Regions from separate parts of the Mus musculus genome. Here region 1 is linked to region 2. Evidence: chromatin loops called from intact Hi-C (ENCODE). Cell type or tissue: heart. All regions are shown on one strand.

Region 1 (8,000 bases), 920 kb after region 2:
TTAGAAGCATGCTCTGGTTCTTTCCATTTTTCCTCAAAGCATCTTCCTCTGGCATGGTACCAATTGCCCATTTTATAATTGCTATTTCCTATATTTTCTACTACTTAATTTTATGAACCATGTTCTTTGAATTACCCTCAAATGTAACAAAAGGTCTGTTTTTTAAAAAGTAAATGTTCAAAGAATAAATGCGGTATAAGTGAATACACAAACAAATGGGAGTTCCAAGTAGCTCTCTTGATCCTGGATGGATATGGAGGAGAGAGGAGGTGAGGGGACTGAGAGGAGTGGTGAGAGGAGAGACTGGAGAGGGGGTGGACTGGGGAGAATGGAGAGAGAGAAAGCTATGGCCAGGGTGTATTGAATGAGAGAAGAGTAAATTTAGAAAGAGAAAGAAAGAAAGAAAGAAAGAAAGAAAGAAAGAAAGAAAGAAAGAAAGAAAGAAAGAAAGAAAGAAAGAAAGAAAGAAAGGAAGGAAGGAAGGAAGGAAGGAAGACACTGAACCTGATAGAAGAGAAAGTGTGGAATAGCTTTGAACTCATTGGCACAGGAAAAGACTTTCTTTATAGAACATGATTAACACAAGCACTAAAATCAACAATTAATGAATGGGAACCTCATGAAACTGAAAAGCTTCTATCAGGCAAAATGCACCATTATTTAGTGGCAGTCTAAACAGAAAAAGATCTTCACCAACTACACATCTAGTAGAGGGCTAATATCTAAAATATTAAAAACTAAAAACACAAAAACAAAAAACTAGACATCAGGAAAACAAATAACCCAACTGAAAACTAGGCAACATATCTAAACAGGGAGTTCTCAAAAACACACAACACAGATGTCTTAGAAACACTAAAGAAATGTTCAACATCCTTAGTCATCAGGAAAATATAAATCAAAACTGCTTTGATATTTCATCTTACATCAGTCAGAATGGCTGAGATCAATAAAATGATGATAGCCCACGCTGTCAAAAATGTGGGGTAAGAGGAATACTCATCTTTTGCTATGTCTAAGTTTCCATTGCTATGAAAAGACATCATGGCCAAGGCAAGTCTTATAAAGGCAAATATTTAATTGGGGATAGCTTACAGTTTCAGAGGTTCAGTCCACTATCATCATGGCAGAAAGCATGGCAGTGTGCAGGCAGGCATGGTGCTAGAGATGCTGAGAGTTCTACATCTTGTTCCAAAGGCAAACAGGAGAAGACTACTTCCAGACAACTTGGAAGAGGGTCTCAAGGCCCACTCCACAGTGACATACTTCCTCCAACAAGGCCATACCTACTCCATCAAGGCCACATCTCCTAATATGTCACTCCTGGACCAAGCATATTCAAACTACCACAGACTGTAAACTTGTACAGCCACTAAATAAAGTAGTGTGGCAATTCCACCCTACTGTGAATTCCAGTGAATCTGGGTACAAACTACCCAAAGACCCAGCTATACCACTCTTGGGGAATTATCTAAATCTTATTACAAAGACACTTGCACAATCATGTTCATTGCTACTCTGTTCATAATAGCCACAAATTGGAAACAACCTAGATGTCCATCAACAGAAGAATGGACAAAGAAAATGTGGCAGATTTACACAATGAAATACTCTGCTGTTTTAAAAAATGAAATCATAAAATTTGCTGGTAAATGGACAGAGATAGAAAAAAATCATGATTGAGGTAATACAGACCCAAAAAAGACAAATGTGATATTTATTTCTTTATATGTGGATGTTAGCTGTTAAGTCTTAGATAAGCAGGCTACAATCTATATAACCATAGAAGTTAGCCATAGAGTAAGGACTAGGAAGGATCCCAGTGCTGAGAGGGAAGTAGACAAGCCCCCCCACCCCTAACGCAGAAGGTATCTCCAATTAGTAATTATCACAAGAAAAAGATTAGTTTTCTCCAACATAGTTTCACTGGGTATAAAAACCACACAAGTCCATGCCAGCAGTAGACGGTAAACAGAAAATGAATAGTAGATGAACAACAGAAACAAATTTTTTGGTTTTGGAGGGGAGGTTGGTTTTTTAAGGGGTAGTGTTTTTCAGTTGGTTGATTGGTTGGTTGGTTGGTTGGTTGGTTGGTTGGTTGGTTGGGGTTTGGCTTATCTTTTTTGGGGGGGTTGGTTAGGATTTTTGTTTGTTTGTTTGTTTGTTTGTTTTGTTTTGTTTTTGTTGGGTTATTTTTTGTCTTACAATGCTTTCTCTGTGAATTATTTTTTCCTTACAGATATTTTGCTTGTCTATTACAGACAATTTGTTTCTAATTTTGTTTGTATGGGTATTTTGTGTGTGTGTATTTGAACGTGTGTATGTCAATGTCTGTATCTGTTTCTTGAGCTTTTTTTTTTTCTTCTTTCTTTTTTTGGCTCCTATTTTTTTCTGTTTTATGGTTCTTGTTGTTATTGTTGTTGTTGTTGTTGTTGTTGTTGTTGTTGTTTTCCTACTCTGGTTTGTTTATTTATTTTTATTATTATTATTTTAGATGCTTGTTTGTATTCTAGTGAGAAAGAGAAAGAGTGTGGATTTGGTTGGGTACAGAAGTGGGGAGAATCTTGGAAGAGAGTGGAAAGAAAAAAATTCATCAGAATATACTGAATAAAAAGAAACTATTTTCAATAAAAAAAAAATCTCAAAGGTGATCCCTACATCTATTTTCCTGTTTCTGAAAATGGAATAAATAAAATTACTTCAAGTACTTCAAAGACTGATTTTCCTCTTAATTTTCACTGACCACCTATTATATGCCAGGCCTTTTGCAAAGGACAAAATAAGACATCCTCCATGGAGTTTGTGTTAGTGAGATCTTACAAGACAAGGAGTACATCTTATAAGGAGAAAACTGGTGTTAAGAGTTGTGATGCTTCTGGCTGGAATTCACACAGCCAATTAACAGGGTGACCAAGCCTCATAGACTGTCTTCCAGTAGTCTCCTTTAGGGTAAACTCTTTAACAGTCTGCCAGTGTGAAGCTAATGGGCTCCTGCCCTTACTTTAGACCTTATTGTAACTTTGTATGGCTCTTTATAATTTTCTTTTGGCAAGAGGCAAGGTGATGTAGCCAACACTAGATAAATAACAATAGAATGTGAATGGCAGGCACTCAACATGTGTTGAGCATATTGAGTCAAATTTGTTTTAACAAATTTGGTTTAAGAAGACTTGGAAAGCAAAGTCAAAGAGCTGCACCACTTTGATCACTCCAGCTGTATCTAATCAACTCATTCCATCCCATCCAATAAGCTTTTATTGGCCGACGATGGCAGCCAGGAACCATGCTAGGACAGATACTTCTAGAATGAACCTTGATAAAGAATATTGACCCACTGCCAATCTTAAGTGAAAGCGACAGCTATGAAAACTCTGACATTTGGAGAGTCAGTGCTGCTGGGTGAGTGAATGAGTGCTCACATTCCAATTGTTATTTACTTATACACGCTAATATATGCAATGGAACAAGAGTTCCTAGTCACAGCAACATTCATTTGAGTGCCAGCCATGCTCCTTGTTGGGTGTGAATTTGAATGGGTATAATCCTCCAGAGACTCAACTTTGAATCTATAACTACTCCTTTTAATAAAGGGTCTCTTGAACATTTACATGCATCAAGGTTTTGAATAACAAAGATGGATGTTGGTGATGATGAGTCACTACTAAGTAACAGATTTTAAGCATATTATTGGAATAGTTGGGCCCTGTTCTTCCTTCTTGCCCCATGCTCTCAGAAATAAGACTCGGACTCACTATATATTTACAAATACCTTGGCCATATAGTGAGGCTCTACCCTGACTAGAAATAAAACTTAAGATAACCCACTTATTTTAATGTACAGTCTGACACAGCCAAATAGCTGGTTAACTGTGCTCAGGTATCATGTGTCTGTCTCCTTACATCTTCTAAGGTGAATCTTCTCATGCCTGGCTCCATCCCAGAATTCTTTCTCCTCCCAGATGTCAGACCTTCTCTTTCCTGCCTAAGTCATAGGCCATAAGCTTTTGCATTGACAGGTAATGCACCCATACAATACACAAGATATTTGCTCTACATAGTCTGGTTTCTTCTCCCAGGGTTTGGGGGCTTCTCATCCTAGGAGTTTGTACAACACAAAGTCTTGACTTGTGGGTTTGAAACAGGCCCTGAATCTGTCCAAGGTTTAGTTTATTCATCTATGAAATGGAAACAACAATAAAAGCTTACTTACAGAATTAAAAAGCAATAAAGTTCAAAGTTCCCCTCGTAGTATCTATTACAAGCTAGGTGCCCAGTATAGGATATTACATTTGTTATGGTTCTATACTGCTCAACTCAAAAGCAAAAGCAATGAGAAAAGGACCTCTCTGACCGCTATCTCTAAGCCCACCCAATTGCAAAGAAATCATTCTGAGTTCGACCTCAGACCATGGAAAGAACAAGGATCCTCTGAATCTTCATTAGCCAAAAGAGACTCAACACAGACTTGCCTGGCAGAACTCACCATTAGGTGTAAGGGGAAAATTCCATCTGCTGGAAGATTCTGAATCTGCATCTAGGTCTCCAGAGCCAGAGGTGGAGCAGCCCAAAGGCTGACAGCATTGCTAAGCTTACAATGCCACCTGCTGAGATGCATATGCTACCACAGCCTTTTCCATTGCAGAGCCAATGCCATCTGGTCCTGGATTCTAGAAAATGGATCCTAGAAATTGTTATTTTATGTTTCAACTATCTACCAAGAGAGACAAATGCATTATCTTCTCCTAAAGGCAATCAGTAAAATATTAAATGACCAATATGTTTACTTCGAGGAAGCCTAGAAGGTGAAAGGCTGTCCAATGCAAACAAAGGTTTTTTTTTTTTCTTGACGTCCATTGAAATCCTAGAATGTAAAACCCACTGATGTTTTGGGTGATCAGAGCAGGTGACTGTTTACATCTTCACAATGAAGATGCTGCTGCTGATCTCGATGGTCTTTGAGATAGAATTGAGCAGGATACTGTGTACAGAATGCGTGGAATTCAGAAAATGTTTCCTCACTTTGCCCCTGACCAGCATGACCTAGTGTGAAGTCACTCTGGAGATAGCCATCTATCCACAACAAGGAAGGCTGGTGTTGAAATGGGTCTGCAAGTTCCAGTTTTCAGAAAACATTTAAATACTTAAGAATATCTTACTTTACAGTGAAATAAGCAGTAATTTTCTGAAACAAACTAAAAGTTTATTTCTCAAGGTAGTGCTGCCTCCCATAGCATTTGATGGAGGATTTTCATACATTTGTAGTAGATAGAAATAAATTAGATTGAGGGTTCTTTTTAGTTTGTTTTTGTAAACCATGTACTGAGTCACTACCTAATATTGTGTAGTATAAGTTAAATGTAATTGCATTCTACGAGCCAGTATGAGTGTTTCTTATGAATAATTATAATAAAATAAAGTTCTAAAAAGAAAAAAATGCGATCTTCACAATCCTCTGTCCCTAAGAAGCACAGAGACCAAAGAACCAAAGATCAAAATTTAAACGCATTAAGATCCTCTCAGTTTCTTGTATTTTATTGCAACAAAGCACACAAGAATTATATATATACATACACACACACACACACACACACACACACACACACACACACACACACACACATATATATATATATATATATATATATATATATATATATATATATATATATATATATTCACCAACCCACCCTCTCGAGCTTCCTGGCCCTGACATTCCCCTACACTGGGGCATAGAGCCTTCCCAGGACCAAGGGCCTCTCCTCCCATTTATGACCAAGGCCATCCTCTGCTACATATGCAGGTGGAAACCTGAGTCCCACTCTTTGGTTGGTGGTTTAGTTCCTGGGAGTTCTGGGGGTATTGGTTGGTTCATATTGTTGTTCCTCCTCTGGGGCTGCAAACCCCTTCAGCTCCTTGGGTCCTTTTTCTAGCTCCTCCATTGTGGACCCTGTGCTCAGTCCGCTGGTTGGCTGTGAGCATCCAACTCTGTATTTGTCAGGCACTGGTAGAGCCTCTCAGGAGACAGCTACAACAGGCTTCTGTCAGCAAGCACTTGTTGGCATCCACAATAGTGTCTGGGTTCGGTGGTTGTTTATGGGATGGATCTCCAGGTGGAGCAGTCTCTGGGTGGTCATACCTTCAGTCTCTGCTCCACACTTTGTCTCTGTAACTCCTTCCATGGGTATTTTGTTCCCCCTTTTTAGAGAAGGACCAAAGTATCCAAATTTTGTCTTCCTTCTTGAGTTTCATGTGGTTTGTACATTGTATCTTGGGTATTCCAAGCTTCTGGGCTAATATCAACTTATCAGTGAGCACACAAGAATTTATAAGAGAGGGCTTACACTTTCAATTTTTCAATAAAATGGCTTCAAGAACAAAAAAATAAGAAAAATTAAGAGATGAGGGTCTGGGAATAGATACTGGGTACCAAGAGAGAGAAAGAAGCTTGTCCCCATCATGGGTTGAAAAAGATACAAGAGGACCTATCATCACAATGAAACTGTGGCAGTGTAGGGCTAGAAGGAACACAATATAACTCTTGTCACGATCGGAAGGTCAAACACCTCTCATGGGTTCAGTGGTCACTTGATTCCATTAGGAGAGCTGGAGAAGCCACTCAGCTTGGAGATTGGAAGGCTGTCCTGTTTCCAGGTGTAGGCTAGCTCCCTATTTTCTGATAAGCACCACACTGCTTCAAGCTTCTATTACCACAGGCCAACCTACTCCAACTACTGTACCTTCCCTATAGGACAGAGGAAATAGACTCTTGTTCCCTTGAGTTGTTTCTGTCAGGCATTTCATCACGGTAAAGAGTAATAATATAATGCCTGATCCTGCAGTTGATAGAAAAGTAAATCGAAGGTCCAGGGTAGATACAGCTCTTCAAAGATCATATAGAGAGATTATAACAGAGAGACAAGGCCCAGTTATTGTAAATAGAAAAACAGATTTGCTATATGAAAAAGCAGCCACTTCAAGACAGCAGGAAAAGAAAGACTAATCAACGAATAGCATTGAAATTGCTGGGTAGCATTTTATAAAAGTGAATTGGGCTATGTTCTTTTGTTGCTTGTTATGATAAGTAATTCCCAGATGTATTTTTAAGCACATTATTCTACTTTTAATAATAATTCATGTTATTTTCAGGGAAAGACAAGGCACCAACATTGTGCATACACTTACAAAAGGTTTATATATGCCATAAAGTTTACATTTTTCTTTTATTCATTAGACAAATTTATTTTTACTTTACATTCACACAATTAAACATGCTAATATGCCATTTCGAGAAAGTTCCAGATTATGGGACATTAAACTAAACATCATTAGCACTCATTAAACATTGTGTTACATTTATAAATAATAATGAGAATAAAGCTCTAACTTAATTGAAGACAAGTGGTTAAACAGAGAACTGAGACATCCTGTGCCAACTCAGTGTTTGAGAATTTTATCTTGCCTTTCCTTCCCATCCTCTATAATTACACTTCTATTTGGAAAGATGTAAGAAACCAGTGATAAGCAAACTCTTAGGAGAGGCACATTGAGGGATCTCTGTGTTCATGAGAAATATCAGTGTTTAATGTTTAAATTCTATCCTATTAATTTTATAAAATCTCATAAATATGTAATGTTTTGTTTATTATGGTAATTGGTGTTAACAGACGCTGTCTGGGTATTAGGAAAGTATCTGGCAGTTTTGTATCCTTTATTGTTTTGTTTTAAACAAAAGAATCATTTCAAAAAAATTTTAATTCATTTACTAAAAGAATTAGCTAGGCACATGTCTGTAATCTCAGAATTCAGGCAGTGAGGTCAGGAAGATCAGGAGTCTGACCAGCTTTGGCTACAGACCTGTGTGGCATTGGACCCTCAATGTACCAAACAGAAATAGAACTGTAGAAACGACAATGAAGTATGGCTAACACAAACAGCTCCTGGCTTATGAAAATTTGACATAATTTTTATACTTCATAGCACAGTGAAATTAATACACATTC
Region 2 (8,000 bases):
TCCCATAGAGAGCATGAAAGGTCACAGTCTCCTCCAGCATGTGTGATGTTTGAAGGTGGGTAACATATGTGTCATGTAATGCATGACAGACAACATCATTGGATTTTAAAGTTGTACATATTTTTAATAGGTACAGATGAAAGGGACAGGTCATATCAGGTAGGAAAATAAAGCATGATGAATAATTCTGTATTTGTAGCTCCAATTTTCATTGAAATGCTAAAGCTAACTCATCTTTAAAATATAACAGAAAATAAGCAATGTCCTTTTTAGCCCTTCAACTTGGCTGAACAAATGTGGAAAAAAAAAAAACCACTCTTCTTTACCACTAGGTGGCTCACTTTCTATACCATTGCTACAGCAGGATGACACTGTGGCCCCAGCAAAAAGAAAGCAATCCTACGCAGGTTATAGAAAGGAAGGGGGAAAATAAAATAAAATAAAATAAAGATCATTTCAGAGGATCTGAAAGCTGAAGTGAGGCTGAATCTGAGATACATAGCTGTGCTTCTCAGAGGCTCTCAAAACTGTTGTCCTAGAGTCAGATAAATTAGAAAAGTTGCTTTTACACAGGAAACACTAAGAAAGACAGATAGAGACCTGTATATGGACCACTTGAGTCTCAGTGTGAGCATTTCACATTCTTCCTGAATGTATTCCCAAACTGTGATACATACCGAGGGAGGGAAACAAAGTCATGAGCAGAAAAATAACATAATTTAAAATTAAAAGAGTAAGTCTAATTTTGATTTCTCTGGCATTCAAATGTAATAATTAAGGAGTACAGGAATGAAGAGCAGCTTAGCAAGATGGGGAGTGTAAAGGGATGAAGATGCTAACTTTCCTGGCTGTGGAGACGTCTTTTAGTCATCAGTACTCCCACCAATCTGCATTTACTAGAGAGAACATAATAGGATAGTGGCCGTGGAAGCTTGTAACACCCTCCAATGTATTGCTATAAAAAGCCCTGACCATCTGGATCTTAACCCTCTTCATTTCTGAGATTGTAAAGCATTTCTTCTCTCCCAATTTACAGCTCTCACTCAGTGTGGCCTGAAGAGTCCATACAAAGTACCATTGTGAGATGTACATCATAATTCAAGGCAATTTGGGGGAAAATCAGCTTGTGAGAATAACTACAAGGTTTTCTCAGTATTTGGCACCTGTTTGCATTATATATAAGCAGATAGAGATTTCTGGTACCTTTCTTTCTCGTTCTTTTGCTTGTTCAAGTAAAGATTTTAAAGTCAAAATGTGCATATATATATATATATATATATATATATATATATATATATATATACTCTATATGCTGCACTCTACCCCACTGATGGTTAAGAACTGAAGCATATGAGACAGAACAGCACAAGATATTGGTATTCATTAATGCCTTGTCTTCTTCACTTTATATTAGTCATTTTGTTGCCTTATTAAATAATGATATCCCCCCCATCACAAATGTGCCATGCTCCCTAAGAAGTGTTATCAAGGCCAGTGACTTGAAGCTCCAACAGTGACAGAGGACTCATCACTTCTGGCTCCAAACAAAATGAAATTGATTGCCTTTCAGCAAAGGCAGCTCTGAATGGCAATCCATAATGTGCAAGCAACTGGCTAACTCTGCAACCTGCTTCACAAATCTACTTTAGGGAGAAGGATGAGTGACTGGGACCGTGCAGGAAACTCCAGGAGCTTCCCCTAAGTGGGTTTGAGACAGCTGGCACATTAGAAAGCCCAGATCAACAGCTGAATTAAATTGCCCTTCATTTCTAGAGTTGGGTGTGTTGAAATCATGGCTTTGGATCTCTTAGATTATAGGCTGAGTTGGAAGAGTTTGGCAAGATAAAAACAGAGAGAGTACTTTGCCCCTCTCTAAGATTCCACCTCAAGTCCAGTCTGCCCTCTACCCGCCTTGTCATACCCTTAGTGCCAGGTTTGATGTATGATATAATACCAGGGAGATAGAAATATCTGCACGTTTATCCCAAGCTTAAGTATGAACCAAAGTGTGCAGTTAGAATTATAAGGTGAAGCTTTCAGGGTATTGCTTCTCACAGGACTCTACAGAATCTACTTAAATAAGGGTGTGGATGTCTCACATAGAAACAACAGATGTTGTGAAAGGCAAAGGTAGAAGTAAACATAAATGTTAAATTTCTATTATGGATGAAAACTTTCCATGAAGTTCTGTAAAGATACTAGCAACACTGCACTCTAAGGACAAGTAAAGGGGGCAACTCTGGGATTTTTTTTTCTGCCCTCTAAGGAGTCAGCTTGCAGGCAGATTCTCGCCTATCTCCCTTTGATTCCAGAGTGAGCCTCGGAGCCTCTTTAGTAAAAGAGGTTTCTTGACTTTCAAGATCAATGAGAAGTCCTGTGCTGGTGGTATCTTCCGTAAGAACCCCAGAATCCATATCAAGACAAGTTCCAGAGAATTATGTGGTAGCATTTACCCCTAAGGATAATAAACAGAAACTGTCCAAAGTCAAGCCCATATGTGAAGTGACATTGCTGGAGCCATCACATAGGCACGGGAACTTTTGTTTCCCAGCTGTGTGTTTCCCACAACTCCATTAAAGCCCCTCTGTCTCTTCAACTCATCGCTCATTGAGAAACGTCAAGGACTTGACTTGAATACAGGACTGTGGGCTTGTGAATATTTTCTTTATGGTTATTTCAAACCATATGGCTAATGCCTAACTACAATGGTTAATCTCTCAACAAACCTGTCCACAAAAGGACAAAAATGATTGCTGACAAAGCATGCAAACATTTCTAAAGTTTTCCTTTAATTAAAATTGCTGGTAATAGAAACACATGTTTAAGTTATGTTATACATGAGAAGTTACATACATGAGCATTATCACTGAAGCATAGAAGCTCTGGCTTAAAAATCCTATAGCTTTATTTGGAGAAAGAAAAACAAAAGCTCTCTAAATATAATACTAGATTCTAGTTTATTCTGGTGGAGAAAAATGCATCTTTTGGTTAAATCTTTACAGTGTCATGTTATCAAGATAGTTACTGCACCAAGACAAACTAGTTTATAACAATGAAAAACTTCTTTTCTTCAAAGCCACAGCCTTCAGACCTATTTAATAGTTTTTTTTAAAGAGGAAAAGACATTTGACACTCGTGTCTGAGACATACAGCAATTTGCATGAATATTAAGCTGTGATTCAGCAACTTTCCCTCCTGCTTCAATAACCCCACTTTAAACACTGAAGAGTTTGAATCTGTAAGTTTCCACCCATTGGCTTTTACTTTTAGAAGGCTGATACATATTTATCCCAGCAGTAGGAAAATATTTAAAGCTCTTTATATTACATGTGCAGAGTTCCATTACAATTGTCAACTAACTCAAAGGTTAGACTCATGCACTTAGGCTAACTGTCAAATTGCCTGCGAATCACAAAATGAGGACGAGTCTCAAATTTGCTGTCTACTTTGAAAGACTGGAGGGAGACCTGGAATTACCATATGCACTAAAACTTTAATCAGAAGAATCACTGCTGAACTCTGAAGTCCCTCTCTGCTGCGTCTCACACAGTGAAAAAGACTTTCTCAGTTAAAATGAATATTGCAACAAAGATTTTCCATATGTAAAGAAGAAACTGCAAGCACCTACCTGTAAGTAGGTGAGGTGGTTGGCTGGTTAGAAAAGAGAACTAAAAACTGGTTTTACCTGCAGCAAGCACCATGCAGACTCCTCCTCCAGCCTACTCGCTTTTGGAATAGGGTGCCTTCTTGCCAGAGCAGGTAAACAGCTGGGAAGAAGTGGCTGTCTCCAACTAGATGTGACAGCTGCGTGTTAGCGCGGAAACTGGGATCCTCTTGCTCCTTCAATAAATCAGGCAGAGGCTGCCGGTCTCAGCTCCGGAAACAGGAGATACTGCGATTGCTCATGCTCATGCCGCTTCACTTGAGGGGAAAGCGATGTGTGTGTGTGTGTGTGTGCACCAACTGCCAGCTTTAGGCTGAGCCGATGTGTTCTGCATACTCAAAAGGCTCGTGCTGGGTGGCTGCTTTTCCACAAAGACCCCCAGCCTTTTAGGGGAGGATTCATCCTCACTGACCTTGCTGCTGGGAATTCAGGCTGAAGTGAATGGCTCACTCTTCAATAGATTCAACAATCAATCAAATAAAGGAGATTGGATCAGTCTAAGATAGAGAAAGTACTCACTCTGGAAGCACCAAATTAAAAAAAAAAAGAAGAAAATCTCTGTTCAACATTTTACACCTGGAATTGATTTTTTTCCCTTTAATTTCCTGTCATGACCACCAAGCCTAATTGATGAGTGTCAAAGTTTCAACTTTCTGTGTTCTTTGCAGAGGCAACTCGGGGTCTTATCTAGAAACCAATTCAAACCACTCAATGCGCAGAGATCAGCACGTCGGGATTGAGTAGCTACAAGCAAATTGTGGTGGTTGAACTAACTTCTTAAACTAGATATCCCTTGTTCATCTCTGTATTAATTAGAAGAATGTCTACTAAGACATTTTACCATTATACATTATGTAACTGTAAGCAAGTCCCTTAAGCCTAAGAAGCTTCATATGAATATATGAAGCATAAGAGTGGGATATCTATAATGAGACACCTATGCAAGGCACAGGTGAAAAGTGCTGTGTATATTAGGAAGGGTTAACTACGAAGATACAGATTAAAATGATAATAATAATGAATGTCCACAAGTAATGTTCAAAGCCCTATTACATTAGTTCGATTCTTTGTGCTGTGATAAAACAACCTGGGGAAGGAAAGGTTCATTTCCACACACAGGACCCGTTTCATCCGTCAGGGAAGCCAAAGCAGGAACGTAGAAACAGAACTGTGGAGGGAACTAGCTCACTTGTTCCTGACTTGCTCAGTTACATTTCTTACACAGCCTCAGGCCTCTGAACAGAGATGGCACCACCCCAGTAGGCTGTTCCCATCTCCTTCAACTAGCAATCAAGAAAATGACTCACAGACGTGCCCATAGGTCAATCTAAAGGAGACAGTTCGTCGACTGAGGTTGCCTCTTCCCATGTCTTTCAAGGTGAAAAATTCAGCTAACTCTGCCAACTATGAAACACAAACCTTTCAAAGTTTATACGCTGAGTGACATGAGAAAGTTTCTCCGCTGTTCTCTCTAACCTTGCTGTGATTTCAGTCTGGTGCTCATCTATCTTAAAACTCAGATAAATTGATCTGGAAAAAGAGATCCACTATGCATGTTTTTCTCCCTTCAAAAATAGAAATCAAAGTCAACAAAGCAATTTCACCTTCAATGCAGGACAAGGAAAGAAAAATAGAGATCAGGAGGTTGATAGAGTTAGTCATGGAGTGCCTGGCTCCTGGAGCTTTCTCTGTAATGAGGATGGTGATAATGGTCACCATGGAAAGTAGAACTTTTTGTAGCCCACGCTGGGAGGCAGCACTTCTGAGGTGCTTACTATGTGGCACAGGCACCACTGGGACCATATCCCACATGCTGATATTGTAGTACAGAAGCACTGGGTGCAATTTTTAAGTGAGTTTTAGACCTTAGAGCATAGTACAGGAAAATCAGTGGCTAACAATCTTCCAAGGGGCCATTGTTTTATATAAATTTCTGTAAATATAGCTTAGCAGATCTAAGCTTAGCAGGTCATGATCTCTTTGGGGTTCAATGACTTTCAAAGGGCTCAACTAAGCTTATTGAAAAAAAACACAGATACTAACATTATGATTTATAAGAGTAGCAAAATTACAGGTATGAAGTAGTAGCAAAATTAATCTTATGGTTGGGGCCACCACAACGTGAAGAATTATATTAAAGGGTCACAGCATCAGGAAGGTTAAGAACCACTGAGATAGTTTAAGAAAAATAAAACTAACAAAACAAACAGAAAACAAACAGAAACACCTGTACTTTTTAGCTGGAAATAACTTCAAATACAAATATCTTGAACATAATATGAAAACTTTTCATGCTATGCACTTATTTATTATTAACATTTACGATACTGCCTATACTACAGTTTTGTCTGGGAGAAAGAGCAACAGACAAAGAGAGATAGAGCATTTCTAGAGCATTTTGAGACTAAGAAACATACACTATGTCTCTATTAGTTATTTGTGTATATGTTTTATAAACATGAAGCTATGTCTACTGACCCGGTCTGTGGGTCAGTCAACGGGGTCTGCAAGAGAAAGACTGGGGACACAGGGGCAAGAGACTCAAAGAATGGAGACAAGACAGGCTATCTGATCAAGAAACTATTATCAAGTCTCAAGTCTCAAGTTTTGTTTATTGGAAGGCAATTATGGGTATATAAGCACAAGCTGGGGAGTGCAACTGGAGACACTTAACCACAAGTCCATAGTGTATAGAAGAAAAACAAGATGTTATCAGAATGTGTTCAGCTGTGGTGGGCATCTTACAAAAACATCATGCTAGGAACAAAAGGTCTCTCGTCAGGGTGGGAAAGTCCCACCTGTAAGTAAGTAGCCCAAGATGGCTGCAGAGATGACAGCCACTTTCTGTTAGGAGTCAACTCCCAACAGTCTACATATAATAACATCTTAATAAATCTCAATAAATTTAGCAATAATGTTATAATATCATTAACTATTCTACCTTTCAGTTTGCTACTTGACAAAATAATGTATTTCTCTGTATACGATGTTATCTAGCATAGGGATAGGGGTTCTATTTACTTATACTCTCTCCACAAATATTTATTTTCATCAGTTAAATGGTTTTGTGTGTATGGAGAACTATAGTCTAACTTGATGTATAAACAGACTGTTACCTACCACCATAACCAAAATTAAGCAGGCATATATGTTCATATCTCTCTCATACACATAGATACACTATCTATATCTATCCTCTATCTCGTCTTTCTATCATTTATAATATGTCATATCTCTCGCTCACTTATGTCTCTGTCTCTGTCTCTCTCTCTCTGTCTCTCTCTCTCTCTCTCTCTCTCTCTATTTATATATATATATATATATATATATATATATATATATATATATATATCACTCGCACACATAGAGGGAAAAAGAAAGAAAGAGAATACAACACTAAATATAGAAAATTGTGTGAATTTAAGCTAAACATGTCAGATAAGGCATGGGAAGAATTGAAGGGGAAGATGCGGTATGTGGAAACAATATTTATATACAGTGCTTATGTATGAAATCTCAAAAGAATTAACAAGCATCTTTTAAGGCTTTGAGTAAAATAGAAATAAAAAGAAACTTCTTCAACTCTATAGAGTGAACTCACACAGTTTGACTTGTGTTATACTAGCCTGGGATCACATGCACTATTTCCTACTGGATCAGAATTAAAGCTAAGATGTCAGCTTTCACCACATTGGCTCAGTGTATCTCCTAACCCATGTTAGAAAAGGAAAAGAGATAAAGGGAATGTATTTAGAGAGAAATAAAGCACATAATTGTTGCATAACAAATCCTGAGAAATCTACAAAACAAACAAATTAAGTGGAAGTTTTGTATATGAGTTTAGCAAGATGTCAACTTATACTGTGAATAAACAAAAGCCAACATTCTTTTATACAGTAGCAATGAAGATGTGAGAACCTAAATTTAACACAACAGAAAGCAAAGCAATAGGTGTATCGTTAACTAATTATACACACAATTTACATATGGCAAATCACAGCTGTAATAACTTGAGATATATAATAGTTACACATTGGATGATCAACACAAAAACATTACAAATTGTTCCTAAACTGTTATGCAGTTTTCTTTCAAAATGTTTCATTTTCCTATAAATATCTAAAATTATTTGGTATTTTATATGATATGGCAAAGGAACAGAGACAGATCAAGCAATTTTAAGAAATACCATTTTGAGAGGAAACAAGTAATTCATTTTAAGATATCAGATAGCTGCAGTTCTCCATACTATGAGAAACAGTCCTGTCTCTATCTCTGGTTCTCTCTCTCTCTCTCTCTCTCTCTCTCTCTCTCTCTCTCTCTCACACACACACAC

Evidence for each region. A loop is a pair of places that touch in the nucleus more often than their neighbours do. Peaks named below come from ENCODE experiments on the same cell type or tissue, not always from the same donor. Only the 100,000 strongest peaks of a DNase experiment are listed, where the experiment ranks them.
Region 1: it touches region 2 in a loop (9-fold over the local background); 4 of 42 quality-filtered maps call a loop at or near these places.

What each region holds. Positions count from the first base shown.
Region 1 is chr7:93,120,716-93,128,715 of GRCm38, reverse strand. No RefSeq gene overlaps it. Among named protein-coding and RNA genes, the nearest start is that of Gm25860, 23 kb to the left of the region's middle. In heart, a CTCF peak has its summit at 4,584 (motif pointing left); no DNase peak of the experiment used is centred here.
Region 2 is chr7:94,038,587-94,046,586 of GRCm38, reverse strand. It overlaps Gm32647 (a long non-coding RNA gene), which reads right to left and starts at 4,091. Exons shown (of 6, transcript XR_869798.1): 1 at 3,629-4,091. In heart, a CTCF peak has its summit at 348 (motif pointing right); no DNase peak of the experiment used is centred here; H3K4me3 peaks cover 362 bases.